Linked DNA regions of Mus musculus: region 2 is linked to region 1. The links are chromatin loops, found by intact Hi-C in ENCODE. Cell type or tissue: left cerebral cortex. All regions are shown on one strand. Each heading gives the region's core, and the rest is flanking DNA. Links, peaks and the distances in the headings are about the cores only.

Region 1 (10,402 bases), core at 743-8,742:
AGGAGACCTGAGTTGGATTCCCAGAACCCACATAGGGTAGTTCACAATCACCTGTAAGTGCAGTTCCAGGGGATTCAATGCTTCTGGACTCCTCAGAGAGAACCACTCATATGCAAATACCCTATCCCTCATATGTAATTCAAATAATAAATCCTTTTTAGTGATATAAATGGGTCAGCCTTTCCATTTAAAGGTAGCACTTCATAGCTGCTCCTAGACACATCTGAATTGCTGACGTCACCATGCCTGTATCTTATGGCCATTATTAAGTCCATTAGTGCTTACAGAATCTAGGCACTGTGACTGATCCTGGATAGTCAGTCTGCCTGTATCTTATGGCCATTATTAAGTCCATTAGTGCTTACAGAATCTAGGCACTGTGACTGATCCTGGATAGTCAGTCTGATAACAAACGGCTGCCAAGTGATGAGTGGGCAGGTCATATGCTAGGCGCTCAGGCCGCACAGGATGACTCACGCCCTGGCAGCAGTACACAGGACGACCATCCTATCACTCAAAACTCAAAACACACGATGCTTCATTCCATTTCTCAAATTTTTTGAGTTAACTTTTGAATTTTTCATCTAATATTTTTGTGCTGTGGCTGACTGCAGGTAACTAAAACCCTGGGTTAGAGGGGTTGGAACACTACAGTCCTGCTACACCCTGATTTGGCAATGAACTGCAATCAGTTCCCCTGATTAATTTCAGAGAAAGGTGAAATACTGGGACTTTTTCAAAATGTTGTCTGTATGTTGTCAACACACTGACAGGCCAGCAAACTTTTACATCACAGGGCATCTGAATGGAAATGATTTTTAAAATGTGAGACCAAAGCGGGGGAAGATCCTCCCCATTATGTACTACCAAACAACGATTACACAGGCAGCCTCTTACCTACCGCAGAACAAAGCAAGTGTTTTCTAAGAGGATTAACTGAGGGGAAAAAAATTCTTACAATTATTTGGTCCTAATCTTTTTTATTTCTTTTGCCTTAAATTCTATTTCCAAAGAAGGGAATCCACCTACCTTTGAAAGATTGAACAATAAAAGAAAAACAACAAAGATAGATGGATGACTGACTGACCGACAGACAGACAAGTAGATGTGATAGCATTTAACTTTTGGTATAAGACATCCAACTTTCTAACTGATGTCAATGTCTCTTACCCACAGTGACATCATTAGGACATTTGCTCAGATTCTGGGCTGTCCGCTTAGTAACTACGGTTCATCTGCTTGATTCATCAGCAGTCAGTCTCAGGTAAGTAGGATGTGGACTTTCTCTGAACATCCCCTATGGAATTTTCTATTTCACTTGCCCCCTGCTTCTCTCCAGCAATGAAGTTAATAGGCACAGCCACATTCTGGTAGCACCGTCCTACCAGCTGGATCAAGGTCAGGTGACAGGTAGGAGAAACCTCAAGTAAAAGTGCTCCACACTCATTGTTTGCACCCAAAGTTCTGCAGAGTTTTCTGTTACTGTTGTATGTTTTTGTTTTTTATAAGTAATATTTCTCAATGCACTGCTCACTTTGGTCAATTTTACTCAAGACCCATGTTCTTGGAAGTTTTGTACTCTGCTGTCCAATAGTGGGTTTTGAAAGGAAAGATCTGGAACCTCTTTAGCTGTCTTTTTCTACGACGACTGAGAAGCTGTCGTGGCACAGAAGACTTCTGATGTGGGAGATGTAGTCCAGGCCAAGGTCTAGTGATTTGCTCATTATATAAGGCTGTAGAAAACTTACAATGATTTAGCCTTAATTTCACATCGTATAAAGAGTACTGTCTTTATTAAGTTGCCACAAGTACTACTAGAAACCACTGGCATGTATTCCACAGATATCTCTAAAGTAGATACAGTGCCATTGCCACAGAAGCCACAAAAGCTTAGAACAATAATTCCTTAAGTGGGAAATGGAAGAAAATATTTAATATTAATATTTAGTATATCTACAACCATCTAGTGAAGACCAAGGAGAAGCCTTTGAGTACTCTAATACAGATACACAGTTGAAGGACAGAAGCATTTCCACTAGGAACAGATCTAGAGAAAGAGAAAGGAGTCAGGCATATGGTACATGACTGTAATCTCAGCACTTAGCATGCTGGGGCAGAGGGATGGTGAGTTCAAGGCCAGCTTGGGTGACACAATGAGACCCTGTTTCAGAAAGGAGAGAAATTAACGTAAGTACAAAACTTAAGCTAGCACCTCCTGACACAAGGTGATGAGTTTCTTCTCTCCTACAAGGCCATCCTGTGTGCAAGCAGGGACAGAACCACAACTTTCAGAACCATCATATGAGCAAATTAAAAAAAAAGAATACATCTACCCATCATTAAATTACAACTAGGGGAAACTAGATTTTAGACATGTTTGAAAACTGCAGAATCAAATACTGCACCAGAGAACATAGAAACAACTGTAATGCTGACATGTTAGTCACTGCAATGCACAAAAGAATATAACCTACCTCTATAGCAAAGATGCCTTTGTCACGACCATACACTTTCATCTCTTCTGGAAAAAGCTTAAAAGCATTTATGTACGGAATATGATCCTCTTCAACAAACCTGCATTTTTTCAGAAAAAACATCTCAATGAAAGCTGTACACTTGTTCTGAGTAAACTCTTTCTGAAAATCTACCCCCTTCACAAGGGAAGGAAGAATAAGCTCAGTAAATTCTACTCCCTATATTTTAAAGGCTACTGTCCCCAGCACCCATGAAGAAGACCAGACAGCTGACTGTCTACAGATACCTTAACTCTAATCAATGCACTGTGTCTGAGGAGTGTAGATCTGCCAGCTCACCAGCAGGCCCCACAGCCTTCCTTCCATGTATGCCTAGCTCCTGCTCACCCGGTGAATCCCTTCTTCAGGGAGCTCTTCTTTGGGCCCTGTTTCCTCGTCTCCCTTCTGTCTTCAGGACCAGCCCAGTGCATGCTGGCTGATGAACAAACTATTAAGGTTTTCATCCCAATGCTTTTTACACAATAAGAGGTCAAACATTTGGAGTCAAATGTTAAATCTGAAGAAAACTCCAAATGTTAAAAATGAACTAAAACATGTATTTATACCTCATTCACAATTAAATAAAGGTTAGGGTACGGCACCATCAGCACTAGTGGGGAAGCCGCAGTGAAGCAAACAGGTCAAATTCCTGTTCCCACAGATCTTGTGTTTTAGCTAGAAGAAGGTGAGGGCAGCCAGTCAATATACTACAGTATGCTAAGAAAACAAAGCAGAGAAAGAAATAAAAGAGACAATGTAGGACAGGGTCTCCTGCATAAATTCCTAAACAAAGTATCAAGAGAAATAAGCACATCTTTAATCCCAGCACTCGGGAGGCAGAGGCAGGCGGATTTCTGAGTTTGAGGCCAGCCTGGTCTACAGAGTGAGTTCCAGGACAGCCAGGGCTACAAAGAGAAACCCTGTCTTGAAAAAACAAAACAAAACAACAACAACAAAACAAAAAAGAAAGAGAAAAAGAAAAAGAAAAAGAAAAAGAAAAAGAAAAAGAAAAGGAAAAAGAAAAAGAAAAAGAAAAAGAAAGAAAAAGCCAGTTGGGAGTAAGTACCCAGAATGCACCGCCTGGACCTCCACTGTCACCAGCTTCCTAGAAAAGGAAGCACTGACCTAAATTTAATTTCAAAATTAAAATGTGATTCTTCTAACTTTTAGTCTATTGAAACTTGAGAATTAAATATTCAAAGTAAAAATAGATGAAAACCTCTCCCAGCTGGGTTTTCATTGATTGCTTTAGGTTGCATAAAGTATCTATGCATAGTAAACTATATATTGATTTAATATTATTATATACATGATATCATATATACCTATCATTCAAAACATCTAGACTTCCAAATGCTAACATGTGCATCATTTATTTATTCCTTGATATATACACACACATATTATATGTATTTAAAATAAATGTGAGAATACATGCTCGAAGCAGGCCTAGTGCTTGAAGTGAGAAATTAGCAAGAGAGGGAGAGTTGGCCCACCCGCACCCTATCAATTCAGGCAGACAGGACATTAGGATCATGCCCACATGGGCTGCCTGAGAGGCTCATTCAGTGCTGCTGAAGCAGACGTAAGAAAGAGACCTGAGTCTGGGGACACAGAGATGCACCCAGAGCAGGTCTTGAGGTATGTAGAGCTTTAACCATGCCATAGTTTACAGCACTGTGCCAACCATTTCTCAAAGTCTGCTTACTTTCAAATTTGAAATTTCTTTTAGAAAACCTTTCGCCTCAACAATGGATGGCAGCTCATTCAAAATTCTAACACACTACTGCCTTTAGTGGGCATTATCAGCAGCCTGTCTGGATCAATCCAGGAAGTTGCTGAAAAGGAACTGGCACAAGAAAAAAGCATCCCTCGCCTGCCCAACAAAGACTTCAGCAGCGTCTCCTGGAAACACTCTATGCTCACAATGTTACTGCAGTTTTTGGAAGCTTTGATTTGAGACAATTAGAATTTAACAAGCTGGCTCTTGGTTGTAGACCATTAAAGCAACACCACATGTTAGAGCTGTGTGCTCTGTGGATCCTTCTTGTCCCATTTATCCTTTCCATTTCAGCACAGCTTCATCCAAGCCTCTTGCCTGTCTCCCTTCCCTCCACAAAACACCATCTCCACAGAGCTGCCTGGGTGACCCTTTAGGGTCAGATGGTCGCTCCTGCTATAGTCTCCCTGACACTTACAATAGCACTTAAAACTCAAAGTCCTAATGGGCTCACAGCATTTTTGAGGGATAAAATATCAAAGTGACAGTTGCATATTTTTGTGGATATTCTGAAAAACCACTGAATCACATTTTACTTTCTGTTTTGTTTTGTTTTGTTATGTGAGATAGTCTCACTGTGTTGCCCTGGCAGGCCTGGAACACATTTTGCACTTCTGCCTGCCTCTGTCTCCTAAGTGCAGAGGATTAAAGGTCTGCACCACCACCCCTGGTGCAAATTATATATATCTTTCTAAGGATTTATTTTATACGTTTGCCTGCACATCTGTATATATAATCCATCTGCGCCTAGTGCTCATGGAGTCTAGAAGAGAGTGCTGATCCCTTGGAACAGGACTTACAGGCAGTTCTGAGATACCATGGACTTGCTGGGAACTGAATTCAGAGTCTCTTAAAGAGCAGGAAGTGCCCCTAATTACTGAGCCATATCTCAGCCCTAAGGAACTTCATAATATTACTGATTGAGACTTCTATCATATGTAAATTATACCTCAGTATTTCTAAGTTAAGGGAATGAGAGGACTGGAGGTGAAAACAACTAAAGTTTATTATGCACACATATCAAAGTGTTAAAGAAGTTTTGAAGGGAAAAAGCCCTGCCCCTTGCATGGCTTACAAACTCACCTCTAACCTGCTCACTTCTCAGTCCTCCCCTCCCATCAGCCTCTTCCTCCAGGACCACTATTTGTTTTCTGTGCCTTGATCACAGAGCCCACTTCTGCTTCGATGCCCCACTCTCCCTGGAATGCTGGGATACTCACAGGTTGGGTTGGCCGCTCTGTCATTCCAAGTGCAGCTCAGATCCCTTTCTGTGCAGTCAGGCTCCACCCCAGTAGCCTAATTCAGCCTTCTGCTCTGCACTTGCGTGGCTCATCACTCTCTCCTTTACTCACAGTCACCTGTCCCCCCTCAGGAAAGTGGACACTTGACTTGCATGCTTCCCAAGTTATCTCAAGCCTCTAAACTCTAGAACATTATGCAAGTACAGCAGCTACTCAACAAATATTTGTCCAAGAAATGTTGGCTGTTGTTACTTTCTGCTGTTACTGCTAGCAGGGGAGGGTCCATTAAAGTAAATGTGAAAGGATAAGAAGAATTAATCCTAAAGTCTATGGATGCTGCTCTGAAGATAAATGAGGAAACAGCAATTTACCATCAACTATAACATACGTAGGGCTAGGTGAGGCATCACACACCTTTAATCCCAGCGCTGGAGGCAGAGTCAGGGAGATCTCTGAGAAGAAGCCAGAGTGAGGAGAGTAACACTATCTTAGAGAGAGAGAAAAAAAAGAATAGAAAAGAAAGGAAAGGATGAATGGATGGACGGACATATATTCCAGCCAAGCTAGCCATGTCTCCCTGCAGACCAAAGTTCCTTAGCTTCTAGCAGCAGCTCAGACTGCAATGGAGAGCCTCCCAGAGGGCAATTTAGCAGAGATCAACAGGCCCTAGCCCAGGTCTGATTTCTGCAGTCCCCAGACAATGCTGGGGCTGCTAGTCAAGAGGAGACTAGTTGAGGATCTGACTTGGAGCTCGTTCTGGGGGAAAAACAGAGCAGCCCCTTCTCCTACTACCTGACCCAAGTGACTGAGCTCTGTCCCCAGTTTGTACACCCAAGGAGCATGATGGGTTACAGTCCTCCAGCTAGCTAGATCTAATCTCCTTGAAGGCATTTTACAATTCCCTGTGTGGGAGAGGAGGGCCAGAGGAAGAGCAGGGTGAGCAAGGGAGGTTGAAGACTGGGACTGTCTATTCCACCCACACAGTGTTTTCCCTGAGAAGAACTTCTCTCATTTGTTAAATTTCTAGGACAGTTCTGTTGCCCACTCAGACTGCCCTGGGACGACTGGCTCCTTGACCCAGCTCTGAAGACACAATCAGGTTCTCATGATTAGGGATCTTTTTGAAAGACCCTCTGGTTATCAGCAGGAAGATGGAAAGGAATGACAAGTCTGCAGACAGTGAGAGATCAGTGAGCAATCAATCAATCCAGGTGAGGTGAGGTGAGGTGAGGTGAGGTGAGGTGAGGTGAGGTGAGGCACAGAGGGAAGAACAGGTTACAGAGTTGTGTTAGAAATGTTAAGGGCTAGGACGCAATGACTGGCTGTATATATAGAGTGAGGAGAGTCCAGAAGATGCTCTAGGTTTTCTGACACCACTAGGGTCCATAGCATGTGCTAAGGACCCTGAAGGAGAGCAGGATCAAGGAGACAGATGGTGAGGCACTTTTTAGTCATATGAATTTGACTATAAAAGGCATCAAGTAGTCATGACCATGGGCAGCTCTACAGATGAATATATGGGTCTGGCCCTTAGCAGACAAGCCTAGGCTGGTGATATAGAGCGGGGAGTCATCAGCACAGAGATAATAATTAGTCTTGGGAGAAGATGATGTCATCTAGTGAGGGCACAAAGCAAGGCAAGGTTCAACTGAGTAAAGTTTGCTGATTCACGAGTGGTCTATGTGCAGCTGCTCACACCTGAGAACAGCTTTCTTATTTGGTTAATACGGCAAAATCAAAGGCACTACCATCATTTACTAGGGGCAGCCTATTTAACAGAAGGACAAGTGCCAATGACTACAACAGTGGCGGTGAGGATGGAGACGACATCCTGACTCGCCAGAGCACTAATGATGCTGCATTCACTGCTCTAAGTGCTCACACAGTGCCGGTGGCCCAAGCAGTTACAACCCTAAGGGGCCATTACTATTATAAACCCATTTTACCTGGAAGGAAGCAGAAACAGCGAAACAGTTACAGGTTTCTTTAATGTCATGTGCTGTGCAAATGAATTGGCAGAACCAGAAAGAAGTCTAGCTTCAAACGTGAGTCCTTGTAAGTACTCCATATACTGATTAAATTCAATTTATTATTTAGAACACACATAAAGGAAGAGGGAAAATAACATTTTTTGGTCTGCCTAGTAACTGACTGATTCTTACACATTCAACTCATTAGTTATAAAACCCTGTCCATTGGAGCTGGCTTTAGCTCAAGTGTCTACTTCCTTAGGCCAGTCTTTTTGTCTAAAATTCTGTAGACTACTTTGAAATATGTAAATACCTACTACTGTGTAACAGGGCCTTTCTATAGTTTTGATATCAACTTGTCCTAACAAACACAGGCTGCCTATAATTTAGTCTTTACAGCAGCAATGAATGGTTTTATATAACCACTAATGGCCATTTTGTTAGTAAAAAGATTCCCTGTTCAACTTTTCTTAGATATATATTTAAGATGTCGACACAGGAATATTAATGTCATTTTTCTCTTTAAAGTATTTTATTCATGTTAGATAATTAACTTTCTAATATTTCATGTGAGATAAACAGTATAATTTCCACTCTATTAGTAAAAACTCAAATTATTAGACTTAAGGAGAACTAACTTTAAGAATTAGAACCCAAGCTACATGCAACAATTTCTCATCATTGTCAGTTTGACTGGATTTGTTATCACCTAAGAGACATACACCTCAGGCATGTCTAGAGAAATGTTTCCAGAGAGGTTTAACTATGGTAAGATCCACCCTGAATACAGATGACTCTAACCTATAGGCTGAGTCCTAGACTGAATATAAAAGAGGAACTAATATAAAGCAGCAGCAGCCCTTTCCTCTCCTTCCTGGTCTGATGTGAGCAAGACGACCACGACGACCACGACGACCACCACCACCGACATGGTGGTCTGAATCCCCTTAAACCACAACCCAACGCAAATCTTTCTTCTTTTAAGTTAGTTGGTTTGTCAGGTTCGTAGTCAGAATAATGAGAAAGCAGCCCATGTACTACCTAAGTTTTCCAGGCCTTTCCTCATTTTAGGCTTTCTTATAAAATTAAAAATATCCAAAGGATGTTCCTAAATTCACACAGATAATCAGGAAAAAACAATCAGGAAGTAAGTTCAGCTTACCTCAAAAGGTCTGAAACTGTAATTGTTTCCCTCTGCCAGAGCAAGGAGAGAGAGCAGAGAGCAAGTGTCCTGGGCACCGTCATCTTCACAAGCCCCTTCTCCTTCCGCTCGGAGTACTCCACTCCATCAACAGAGCCAGAGCAGACAGACGCTGCGTATTCAGAAACGCAGTGAAAGGTTTTAAAATGAGGAACAAAACAACGGCCAGATTCACATTGTGTCTACACTCTAGTTAGGGTTATCTGTGGGAGTAGGGTGGAATGAGATTTTTAAAAGAGATGTAAATTTTTACATAGTGAACACAAGCTACTTTTAAAAATAAAAGGTCAAACAATCAGAGGGAAAATTCCAAAGGGCTTGGATGAGGTAGCACTCCATCCCCCACCCAGCCTCCAGGTGTCCTCTAGCAGACGCTATAGCCAAGCTTACAGACTCTACAGAGACCTACCTCACTTTCTGTGCCACTCCCCTAGGCCTGGGGAAATAACAATGACCTGTGTTTCACCTCTCCTGTAATTTACACTCTACTAAGCCATAAACAACCATCATGGTAGACAGAGAAAAGTGTTATCCAGAAAAACAGCAATGCAAGGGGCATCCAAAGGTTTCTAGAAAGGGGGCAAGATGGCTCTTTTGAGCAGGTGATCAGAAAGACCTCTTTAAGAAGGTGTTATCTGAGCAGAAAGCTGACAAATTCTACCTTGAGGGGAAATCCCAGCATGCCAACAGGAGTGAGGATGAGCACATGTGAGTGTGTGTGAGTGTGAGTGTGTGTCTGTGTTTGTATGTGTGTCTGTACGTGTATATGTGTGTGTTTATCTGTGTCTATGTGTGTGTGTATGTGTCTCTGTGTATATATCTGTGTGTGTATGGGGGGGGGTGTGTGTGACACACACATACATAGAGCTCAAAGGACAACTTTCAGGAGGCAGATTCTCTCTCTCCACCATGTGGGTCCTAGGGATTGAACTTGAATCAGAGTTTGTGGCAAGTGCCTTAGTCTGCTAAGCCATCCTGCCAGCCCCATGGTGGCAACTTTAGAACTACTGTCCCAAATCAGAAATCAAGATATAATACTAAATGAAGGCTGAAAACATTTGTGAGAATGGTAGACGACTTAACTCTCTCTCTCTCTCTCTCTCTCTCTCTCTCTCTCTCTCTCTCTCTCTCCCCCTCCCTCCCTCCCTCCCTCCCTCCCTCCCTTTGCAATATTTTATAACATGGAGAACTATTTGAATTATATGTACTTAAAATCTTGCCTTTCAGCTAGGCATTGTGGCACACAGTGGTGGCCCTTGCCTTTAATACCAGCACCTGAGAACCAGAGCTAGGCAGACCTCTGTGAGTTCAAGTCCAGCCTGGTCTACAGAATGAGTTCCAGGACACTCAGGGCTGTTACAAAGAGAAACCTTGTCTTAGACAACAAAACAAAACAAACCCCTTGCCTTTCTCTCTACATATGCAAATAAACAGCTTTCTGAATGCCGCCTATGGCAGTAATAATTATTTCTGAGTGGGATGGTATCTGGTTTATCTTCCTTGTAACAGCACTTTATAGGTTTTGTTTTGTTTTTTTTTTTTTTGTTTTGTTTTCAAGACAGGGTTTCTCTGTATAGCCTTGGCTGTCCTGGAACTCACTCTGTAGACCAGGCTGGCCTGGAACTCAGAAATCAGCCTGCCTCTGCCTCCCAAGTGCTGGGAGTAAAGGTGTGTGCCACCACACCCGGCAGCACTTT
Region 2 (10,402 bases), core at 1,123-9,122, 52 kb before region 1:
ATGACCGGCGCTCTCTGGGGACCTAAAGTGTCAACATCAATGAGAGGGACTCAGTCCTTATTCAGGGGAGAAGCCTTCTTCACCTGAAGAAGAAACCTTTCATTTCTCAGGATGCTCTTTGGTTCACTCATCTCCTGACTACCTGCTGAGCCCTGGGCAACATCTGCCCTCAAGGAGCCAACAGTCTGATCACCACAGCAACCGGTAAAGAGCAACTGCCAAATAGACTTGTGGGATCACAAACTTACTTTATAGTGGGAGTAAAGATTTCTTTCTTCTTTAAAATTTAAGGTATGTATTTTGGTTTTTTCATGTATGAATGTTTGGCCTGTACCTATGTCTGTATACCACATGTGTGAATGGTGCCCAGGGTCAGAAGAATGCATCGGATACCCTGGAACTGCAGTTAGAGATGGCTTTGAGTCACCATGTGGGTGCTGGGAACTGAACCAGGGTCCTCTGAAAGAGCAGCCAATGCTCCTAAATGCTGGGCCATCTCTCTGGCTCCATTCCACTCCTTGTCTGACTCCCCTTTTCTTTGCCCCAGAGCTGAAAAGCTGGAAAAATGACACTGGTACACCGTGACATTAACCCAGCTGAGACATGGTCCAAACAGGCACACACGTATTGCTGAGATGTGTACAGTGTTTTGCCATGCAAGAATTCTTTCATATTTCACCATTAACAACAAAATAAAGATGGCTCATTGGTTAAGAGTGCACAATGCCCTTGCACAGGAGTTTGGGACCTGACACTCACAGTAGGCAGCTCACAACTCTAGCTCCAGGGAATCCAACTTCTTCCAGTTTCTGTACTCATGTACAGAAACGTGCCTATACATCCTCATATGCATACACATAACTAAAATTACATAGACCTTTGTTAAAAAAGATAACACCAAGTACTCTTGGATTGACTAGCAATCTGTTTAAAGCACTGCTAGTTATCAAGTAATAACAACTGATGCCTAGGACCAACCAGTTCAAATGGCCATCCCTGGGCGTCTGCTGCTGGACAACGCCAAAGAGAAGGTGAACGCAGGCCACACCCCAGCACTGGTCTGTGGCTGAAACCCTAACTGAATGCATCCGAGCCGCTGGGCTTGAGAGTCAAAAGTGACACACAGGCTGGCCTTACATCCTATGCCCAGTATGATACAGGTCACCAGTGAGTGGCAACTGAATTACTAGAATTCCATTAAGAACCATCAGGCAGAACGGTATAAAAAACCCACACATGGTGCACTTGAGAGTGAAGGCTAATTCAGCTGTCTAGCAACAGGCAAGAAAATGTATTCTGCGGGCTGGAGAGATGGCTCAGTGGTTAAGAGCACTGACTGCTCTTCCAAAGGTCCTGAGTTCAATTCCCAGCAGCCACATGGTGACTCACAACCATCTGTAACGGGATCTGATGCCCTCTTCAGGTGTGTGTCTGAAGACAGCAACAGTGTACTCATATAAATAAAATAAATCTTTAGAAAAAAGAAAATGTATTCTGATCTTAGAACCAGGTCCCAGAATTGCAAAAGTGTGTGTTTCCCCCAGCGGCTCCCAAGGCTTTGTAAAAGCAGCTACAGAAAAGGCGGTCACACTGATCACTCAGAAGGGGAGAGCACAGGTCAGTCAGCAACAACCCTTCCCATGACACCCGAAACCAAGTCTGTTAAAATACTCAAACTGGGGGAGACAGGCTACTACCTCCTTTTATTAGCAGCGTCTCCTTCAGCGAGGGCCAGAGCAGCTGTTTAAAAACCACCCTTTGATTCTATGATCGTAGATGCTCAGCTTTGAACCACCAAAAGCCGGGGGACTCGTTAAACTATTTATAGTCACTAGAGAAGCAAGCATCCTGACATTCCACCAGCAAATGACTGTTTTATAGGCTGCTGAATCAGGTGCGTCTGAGCATGGCGTTCGCAGCTGTAAAGAGCCCGCAGCCTACCTTGTAGTAGTCATAGAGCAGGCCCAGCGCAGCCGCGCTGTCTTCGTCTCCGTTGATGCTCATCATCGCTTTGGTTGCCGCAGTGAGAGGGTTTTCCAGGAACGACTTCCAGGCTTCATCCTCACTGGTATAGGAGCGCCGCTGTGGGTAGAGGGCTTCATTCTGAAGTACCAGCACGGGCCTTTTGCTTCAGAGGAAGAAATTAAAAAGTTAAATCCATACTTCCTACAGCCAGACAGCTTAGAAGCTGTATAAAAACAAAACCCATAAAACCAAAAAAAAAAAAAAAAAAAACCAAAACAACAAAAACCAACACCCAAAACCAAGCTAAATAAACAGTTCTTTGACATTCCTCTAAAATAGGACACACGGCCCTGTGCCAGAGCAACTGCTTAGCATGAGCAAAGCACTGGGCTCCATCTCCTGTATCAGAGTCAATTAAATACCAACAGCTTCTGAAGGTCTGTCTGAAGGAAACGCAATAAAGTTAGTGAAATGGCGTCCACACTCCTCTTAAAGATAATTTTGGAATAAATACAAAAACATTCAGAAAATTCAGATTTGGTTTACAAAACACTTTTTCTAAAGGCGTATTTTAAATCACCCTGTGTCACGATAGCTACATCAGTAGCCTTAGCTTTAGTAAGTCAGATGAAGACAGGCTCAGAAGGCAAGGCAGAAGGAAGCCCCCCCCCCCCCCCCCCCCCGTCAGAAACACTGAGATAATACTACCTGTCAAAATCCAAAACTAGTCCCAAGAAGACACGGGGCTATTTACATATTTATAACAGCACATACGGGATACAGCGAGGCATGGATACAGTTTAATCACACTCAAGCAGGCTGCGACATGTGACTTCCCCCTTCCCCAGCCAGGGCCATGTCTTTAAACAGCTCCTTCCGAGAAACAGGGGCAGGAGGAAGGGACGGAAAGCAAAAGGGAGATTTCACTTAATCCTTCAGGGTATATGAGAAAGTTAGAAGACTTCTGTTACCAGCAGAAGGAGACTGGAATGTAGCCAACGGGGCCTATAAATCAGTAAAGCCGCCTAATCTTCTGGCATGGGAGTGAACTGCTCATCTTAGAGATAAACACTCAGCCTACAACAGACGAAGGCACAGGATGAAAATCGGCCTTTAAGAAAAACAGTGGACAGTTAGGATTTTAAAATCTTTACATGGGCCCAGGGAAGATGGCTCAGAGGTAAAGGCACTTGCTCATGAGTCTGATGGCCTGAGGGTCCATCCCTGGGACCTACATAGTGGAAGAAGAGAACAGATCCCTTCAAGTTGTTCTCTGATTCTTAAAGACACACACACACACACACAGAGAGAGCAAATTAATCACTTAAAAGTCTTCATTGGCTGGTAAGATAGTTCAGCTGATAAAGGTATCTGAGTTAAATTTTTAAAACCCACATGGTTGATAGAAAGGCCTTGCTACAAGTTGTCCTCTGATGTGTGTGTGTGTGTGTGTGTGTGTGTGTGTGTGTGTGTGTGTGTGAGAGAGAGAGAGAGAGAGAGAGAGAGAGAGAGAGAGAGAGAGAGAGGGAGAGAGGGAGAGGGAGGGAGAGGGAGGGAGGGAGAATATGTTGGGAGGGTGAAGGGAGTGCCAACACCAACTCATAAAATAAAATAAATAAAATGTAAAAAACCTTTACTAGGCTTTAGGATTAGAGGGCCTGGCTAAGGTGTTGTGCACGTGACTTCTCTGCTCTGGGTGAGGGGGCTTCCTGGGCTTAATCTCCAGTGCTCCCTTCCCCCCAAAATAAATACAATCTTTATTAGTTTTTCACACCAGGCAAGGACCATTTCACATTAACAGCGCAGTTTGTGGGAAAAATCCAGAAAACGAATGGTGAATTTAGTGGCGCTTTACAGAAGGTTTAATTTAAATAATCCAAGCAAAGTCTACTGATTCCAGAACCTGGAAATGTCAACAGTCTCAACAACTGTCCAGCCGGTACTGTTTAATAAGTCAATAGAAAGAAAAAACGGAACATTGACTTCAGCAAGACGAGGCAGTACTTTTGTGTGTGTGAGGGAACAAGAACGGAGGTGTCTGGAACTTATCTGAATTATGGCTGTCCTGGCCCAGGTCTCGTTGCAACACACGAATGAAATATGTAAATGGCCTGGAGGTGACCTACCTTTTCTAAAAGTGAGTGGAGAAAGTCTGATTATCTTCTCAAGTAATCAACAAAGGTTAGGGCTTGGCAGTCACCCAAATCCTTCAAAAACAGATATAGGTTTAGAAGAAGAAAAAAAAGGACATCTTTGAAAAGGGGAGGAAAAAAGACGAGTCTGAGGGCTTACATCTGGAAGCAGCTTATTATTTTGAAACATAAAAAGAATCAAGAAGGCTTATCTTTATAAATCTCAAGTTTTATCCGAAGAAAGCAATACACAACCTAGCATTCCCCGCAAGCAAGCCTTTGGGTCCTGAGGCCGATAGAGATGGCGGTTCCGGTTCCGTGGTGAGAGTCTCTGGTGTACTGCTGAGCTATTATTAATAGTCTAATAGCCACTTCCAGAAGACTCTGACAGCAGTTGGCTCGCTCAACAGTCGTAATGCTAGTTTTTCAAGCTTCCCTTCTCCCATCCCATCCAACATTGGTACAAGCATCAGAAAATAAATATTTTCCAAGTGGCTTTATGTCTGCAATTACCCTGAAGGCATTTTATATTTCCAAAGTATGCCTAAGGCCAAGAGGCTGGCACTGGGACTTTTGCCTAGTCAGTAAGTAGAGAAATAAACACATGAACAATTGCAGCCCACTTCTTCAAGAAGAGCAAGTTGTTGCTCCGGCCCTGAAGGTTCATGGGTGTTTTCAAATGAGCCTCAGACCTTCAAGAGTTATAGGTCAGGATTCTAAAAGGAAAGCCGAGCACTACCTGAACTTCATTTTCTACAAGACAAGATTAATCTCTTACTGATTCCACACTCAGCTAACCTTCATCAGAAAACAAGCATGAGAAAAATCCACCCTTAACAAGTTAACTATGAAACCAATTCTTCACTCCAGATTTACTGAGCCGAGATAAGACAGACTTGATCTTTCAGAACATCTTCATATTTATAGAAAAGTTGCGAGTAAAATCGAGAACTGCCCCCACACAAGTCCTGCCAACGTCTGATCACATCTTACATCATCACTGAACATTTCTCGCTGCTTTCTTATGTCCCAAACTCTAAAAAGCAATCCCGATTCGACAGTGGTCTCTAACTTTATCACCCTGCGTGCAGTTTCTTCCTCTTGATATTCCCAAACGGCAAAAATAGTCTTCTGTAATTACCATCGGTGATGCAAGGGCCCAAGAACACCCACAGCAGATTTCTCACACAGCAGCCGGAGTGAAGAAAACGCGCGGGCAGCGGACACTTCAACCTTCCCCTAGATCTCTCGCTCCGGCAGCTCCGCAGGTGACAGGAGGCTGCCCAGGGTCCACCCGTCCCCACCGGTCCATGAGCGCGGGGCCCGGGAGCCCGGGAGCCCTTAGACGACAGGCCGAGTGTCCCCCCCCACCCCCTAGCCTCGCCCCACCCAGCCTGTCCTCCCAGCTCCCGGAACCCGCGCCGTCGCCGCGGCAGGTGCGGTGGCCCCCGGGCCCTGGCCGGACTCGCGCCCGCGCCTCACTCACTTGTCGTACTCCTGTGTCATCGCGCTCGCTCGCCGCTGCCGGGCCGCAGAACTGGACTTTCGGGTTGGGACAGTACACCCGATCCGGGGGGAGGAGGCGGCGGCGGGCGGCGCGCGGCGGCAGGCGGTGGGTCCGGAGCGGCGGCCCCGACGGGTTGGGTTCGCTTTTCTCGCTCTGAGCCGGCTCGGCGCGGGCTGCGCGCACTGGGCGCTGGGCTCGGCCTCCCATTGGCTGGCGGAGCTCCGGCCCAAGGCGGAGCTTCTGGAACTGGGAGGAGGGAGCTCCTCCTGATTGGTGAGATGGAGCTCTGGGGAGGAGCCTGGGGGCGGACCGGAGGGCGGGGGCCACGCGGTGCTCGGCGGTGCTCAGCGGCGCTGGGGAGCTTGCGCGCGGCTGGCCCCGGTGGCGCCGGCCGGTAGTGCCGCCGGCGCCGAGAGGCTTCGGCGCACACCCGCGTGGGCGCGTTTCACCTTCCAGTTCTCTCTCGCGGTCAGTTCTCCGGCCCCAAGGCCTCTGCCTGGGAAATACCTAGGGAATTTCTTTGCAGCTGTGCAGGTTTGGAGGTTTCCTTCTGGTTCATCTCTCAGTGCCCACCATGTGACAGTCGCCAATCTGCACAGCCTCTTAATAACCCACGTTTCCCCGGCCAGCGGTCCCTGTTTATTGGGCACCTATCAAGTGTCAAAAGCATCACTCTAAGACACCTTCCCAAGCCCCAGAGGTCCCCACCAGCCTCCTGAGGGCATCTGAACTTGCTTGGCTCTTCATCTGCCCAGCGCTATATTTGGACTTTAGCATCCTCAACCCCTACCTACTACCTGTGTGGTCTTTCTGTTTGGCCAGCTCCAGATTGGCTTCCACTTTTTCCTCCCATATCCTAACCCCTTTTTAAACCATTTTCCTATGGGTCGGTTTCTTTAACCTCAGCCTCAGGCCTACAACAGTAGAGACAGGGACCTAGACAGAGAGGACAAGGCAGAGACAGAGCAGGCAAATTTTCCTGCCTCCTAGAGCGTCCTACTTTGAGAGTCACGGTGACTCCTTTGGTGTGCGGAGAGAGATGGCACTCTTTGCAGGTGGATGGGGAAAGTAGAGTGGAGCTCTCTGGGTTTAAAGATGTAGATGGCGAGGGGGTGGGCATAAGGGTGAAGGCACAGCTATAGACCGTGATAGAGGAGACACGAGTGTGTCCACTGAGGAGCTAGGAAAGCAGTGTGGCCAGAGAGTAACTGGGCACTGGTGCAAACTGTAGAGCCCCGCGGGTTTCTGTAAGGCCTTAAGTGAGGAAGCTTTGAAGGACTTGCGGTAGGGCATAGACAGACTTCACTCGTGTTTTCAAATAATCTGGTCACTGAATGGTAGGGAATCAGCAGGAGGCAATTTCAAAAGAGACAAGCAAAAGATAAATAGTAGCCAGAAGCATGACCCGGGGTGATGGGACACTGAGAAGGGTTTGAATTCTAGATGCCTCTGTGTTCAAACGAACAGGATTCTCTGAGACCCAAAGGGCAGGTTAGAGAGCACCTCTGACAGATGGTGTGCAGACAATCCCAGGACTCAGGAGTTGAGGCAGGAGGCTCTCCAGTTCCAGGCCAGGCCCAAAGTGAAACTTTGACAACAGCAACCAAAGTCATTCTTGTTCAGAACGACCAGAGGTTTCAGCTGAGCAGCTGGATAGAGTGACTGCTGCCTCTGAGATGGCGAGGGACAGCAGACATAGCAGTTTATAAGTGGGCAAGGGTCCTGTTTAGGATGTGCTAAGTTTAAAATTCATTTTCCTTCTGAGTACATGAGTCACGCAGATGGATACTAGACTGGAGTTCCAGTGGGAGATCTGGACCAAAAATTGACCTCTGGGCAAGATCATCCTGAGGGAAGAATTCAAAGCCTTGAAATGGCTGAAGCCCTAAGGCAGGGAGGAGCCCCTGGGTCCTGGAGCCTCCAACATCAAAGGCTCAGAGGGAGAAGAGCCAGGAGAGCAGAGAGGGCAGTCAGGTGAGCTGGGAGGCCACTGAGAGATGATGGACCAGGGAGACAGGTGTGTTCTTGCTAAGGGCTGACCATGCCTTTGTCCTGTGCTAGCTGCCTCTCACCTCCCAACCCTGTGTTCTCAGTTCTCTGAGGTGCTAGCGCTCTAGTCAGTAACCACAGACATGATGCTCAGAGCGGTTTCCAGCCTCTGTGCTCAGCCCTGGGGCAACTCTGGGGCCTGGGGCCTGTTCTTTCTTTACTTGATAGTTTCAAATTTAAGAAAATTATATATGTATGCATACACACATAAGCACAAATGCACACCAACACAGACATGTCTCCATACTCTTGCCAGGGTGGCCCTTCCTAAAACACCATCCTATGTCATCCCCAATAAAGCCTTCCCTTCCCAAGTCAGCTGATATCCTGGAGGTTGGCAGACACCACTTTGCTCAGACACCACAGACTTGGGAGCACTTCCACACCCCTATCTGGCCTTCCCGAGCCTTGGCCCAGTGAGCCATCCACAATGCTGACAGCATAGTTCCAGCACGTTTACCATGCCCTGTTTGCCATGTCTGAGATCTTATGTGAGCTTTCCCAGAGAAGGCATTGTTTTGTCAGTGCTGGGTCCCCAGCACTGGTGTGTATATGAAAAATTTCCTGGAGACAGTTATCAAATGGCACAGTTTTCTGTAGGCCCCCAAGACCCTGGATTTGTCTCATTGGCCTATCTGTAGGGCTAAGTTAAATGACCCTCTAGTATTGAGGACATCCAGGAGCAAGTGTCTGACATATGGTAGGTGACAAATATACAGGTCTAATGAAGACAGGCTAAGCCATAAAATCAGAAACAGAACAGGAAGGTCCACTGGTATTAGATCATAGCTATAGTAATTTAAAATATAGGCCTTAGGTATGGTGGTATACAGATGTAGTTCCAGCACTTGGGGGGTGGAAGCAGTTGTTCTTATCTAGATAGAGTCTCAGGCCAACCTGGACTACAGGAAACCCTGTAACAAAACAAACACTGAAAAAAAATAGGTCTTGTAAGTAAACTTCAAGATAGTTTTATTTTGTTTATTTCTAATGTACTCTGAAATTCAAGTCCACATCTGTGAGCTGTTAGCATTATGTCTTTATTTTTATTATAAATTATTTACTCGTAGGTATTGGGGGTTCATGTGGGAGCACGAACTGCAGCATGTGTGTGTCGATGAAAGGACAACTCGTGGGAGTCAGTTCTCTCCTCCCATCATAGGGGCTCCAGGGATCGAATTCAGGTCCTCAGGTTTGGTGACAAGCTCCCATACCCACTGTGCCATCCTGAAGGCCCTTATTTATACATTAACATTATTTCTAATCATAGAAAGTAATACATACAGTTCAAGATAAATAAACTAAAGAAACAAGTAAGGAAGGGAAGAAAGACATTTAAGCAATAGAGAAGAGCTAGGGTTCAAACAGGCTGTTTCACCCACCATCCCCAATGTCCTGAGAGAATGGTAACTATTGTGTGTATAGTTCCAGATTTCTCTATGTGATTGCAAGCATATGTCTTAGCATTTTGCTAAGACAACTTATCACTTCTTACGGTTTCCAATTTTCATGTCGTTGTGGTGAAATCTGTATTTCTTTGATTTGGTGTGTGTCAGAGGCTAGTGGTGAGTAGTGAGTTTTCTCTGAGCTTTTCACAATCACAAACATTCACAATAAACATCCTCCCGAGCACATTTTTGTATGCTAGGCCAAGTATGGTCATAGGATGGATTCCTAGAATTGGAGTTGCAATTTTAAAATTAACGTTCTTACTCTTTTATGTCTGCGTGTGTGTGTGTGTGTGTGTGTGTGTGTGTGTGTTTGTGTACACGAGCACAGATGCTAAGGTACATGCATGGCGATCAGCCGACATTATGAAGTTAGTTCTCTCCTTCTGCCTTTATTTGGGTTCCAGGGATGAAACTCAGGTTTGCAGGCCTGTGCAGCAAGCTCCTCCCGCCATTGATCTAGCTGACAGCAGCCCACAGGTGGACTGTTTTAGATCTTTACAGACTTTACTGTTTCTTAGTTACGAGTAGAGCTTATCTTTTAGGAGGGCCTTCTTAAACTTAAGAATGGGATAGCGCTGTTGGTTTCTGCTTTGTTTTTCTGAGATAGAATCTGGTGGTTGTATGGCCCTGACTGGTCTCAGTCTTTCCCGCCTCAGGCTTCTGAGTAGCTGAGTCCAGGCATGTAGCAGTACACCCAGCTGCCTCCTTCTAGTTATTTATTTTGTGGGAATGTGCTTGTTGCTTTTTGCTCTTTTTGGCTTTTTGTTTTTGTTTTTTGGGACTCACTTTGTAGATCAGGCTGACCTCGAACTCACAGAGATCTGCCTGCCTCTGCCTCCCCAGTGCTGAGATCAAAGGCGTGTGCCACCACTACCCTAATGTGGCTTGATTTTTTTTTTTAGGCAGGGTCTCATTGTATACCCCTTAAACTCATGTTTCTCCTGTCATAGGCTCCTCAGGAGCTGGGGTTATGGAAATGTCACAGCACACCCAGTCAATGGCACTGTTTTGAAAAGAAGATTGTGTCCTAAGCATGGGTGTCAGAGTAGGGGACTCCACTGGACCTCTCCCAACTCAGTGCAGATTGTATGGTAACAACAAAGTCTGAAAACACTGCGTCACGGTTGGCTGCACATTGAGAGGGTCTTGGCACACATGTTCCTCCTGGCTAGTGGTTTGCTCACAACACAGTTTCTTTTCTCTGGGCCTCAGTAAAAGAAAACTCTTGGACAGGTCATGTGTCCCATCCCTGTGTCCCAGGGCTATAAGATTGGCTGCTGCGACCAGAAGCACCCTGG

Evidence for each region. A loop is a pair of places that touch in the nucleus more often than their neighbours do. Peaks named below come from ENCODE experiments on the same cell type or tissue, not always from the same donor. Only the 100,000 strongest peaks of a DNase experiment are listed, where the experiment ranks them.
Region 2: a loop joins it to region 1, with 5 times the contacts of the local background. A loop is called at or near these places in 2 of 42 quality-filtered maps.

The regions. Positions count from the first base shown.
Region 1 is chr12:24,515,274-24,525,675 of GRCm38, reverse strand. It overlaps Taf1b (TATA-box binding protein associated factor, RNA polymerase I, B), which reads right to left. Exons shown (of 15, transcript NM_020614.2): 7 at 8,667-8,817; 8 at 2,475-2,574. Among named protein-coding and RNA genes, the nearest start is that of Taf1b, 22 kb to the right of the region's middle. In left cerebral cortex, for the core only: no CTCF peak of the experiment used is centred there; a DNase peak (open chromatin) is centred at 4,454; H3K27ac peaks cover 603 bases.
Region 2 is chr12:24,567,640-24,578,041 of GRCm38, reverse strand. Grhl1 (grainyhead like transcription factor 1) reads right to left here and starts at 5,755. Exons shown (of 16, transcript NM_001161406.1): 1 at 5,584-5,755; 2 at 1,942-2,128; 3 at 1-22. The coding sequence starts at 5,603. In left cerebral cortex, for the core only: a CTCF peak has its summit at 6,011; DNase peaks (open chromatin) are centred at 2,353, 2,970, 5,137 and 5,862; H3K4me3 peaks cover 2,687 bases; H3K27ac peaks cover 1,864 bases.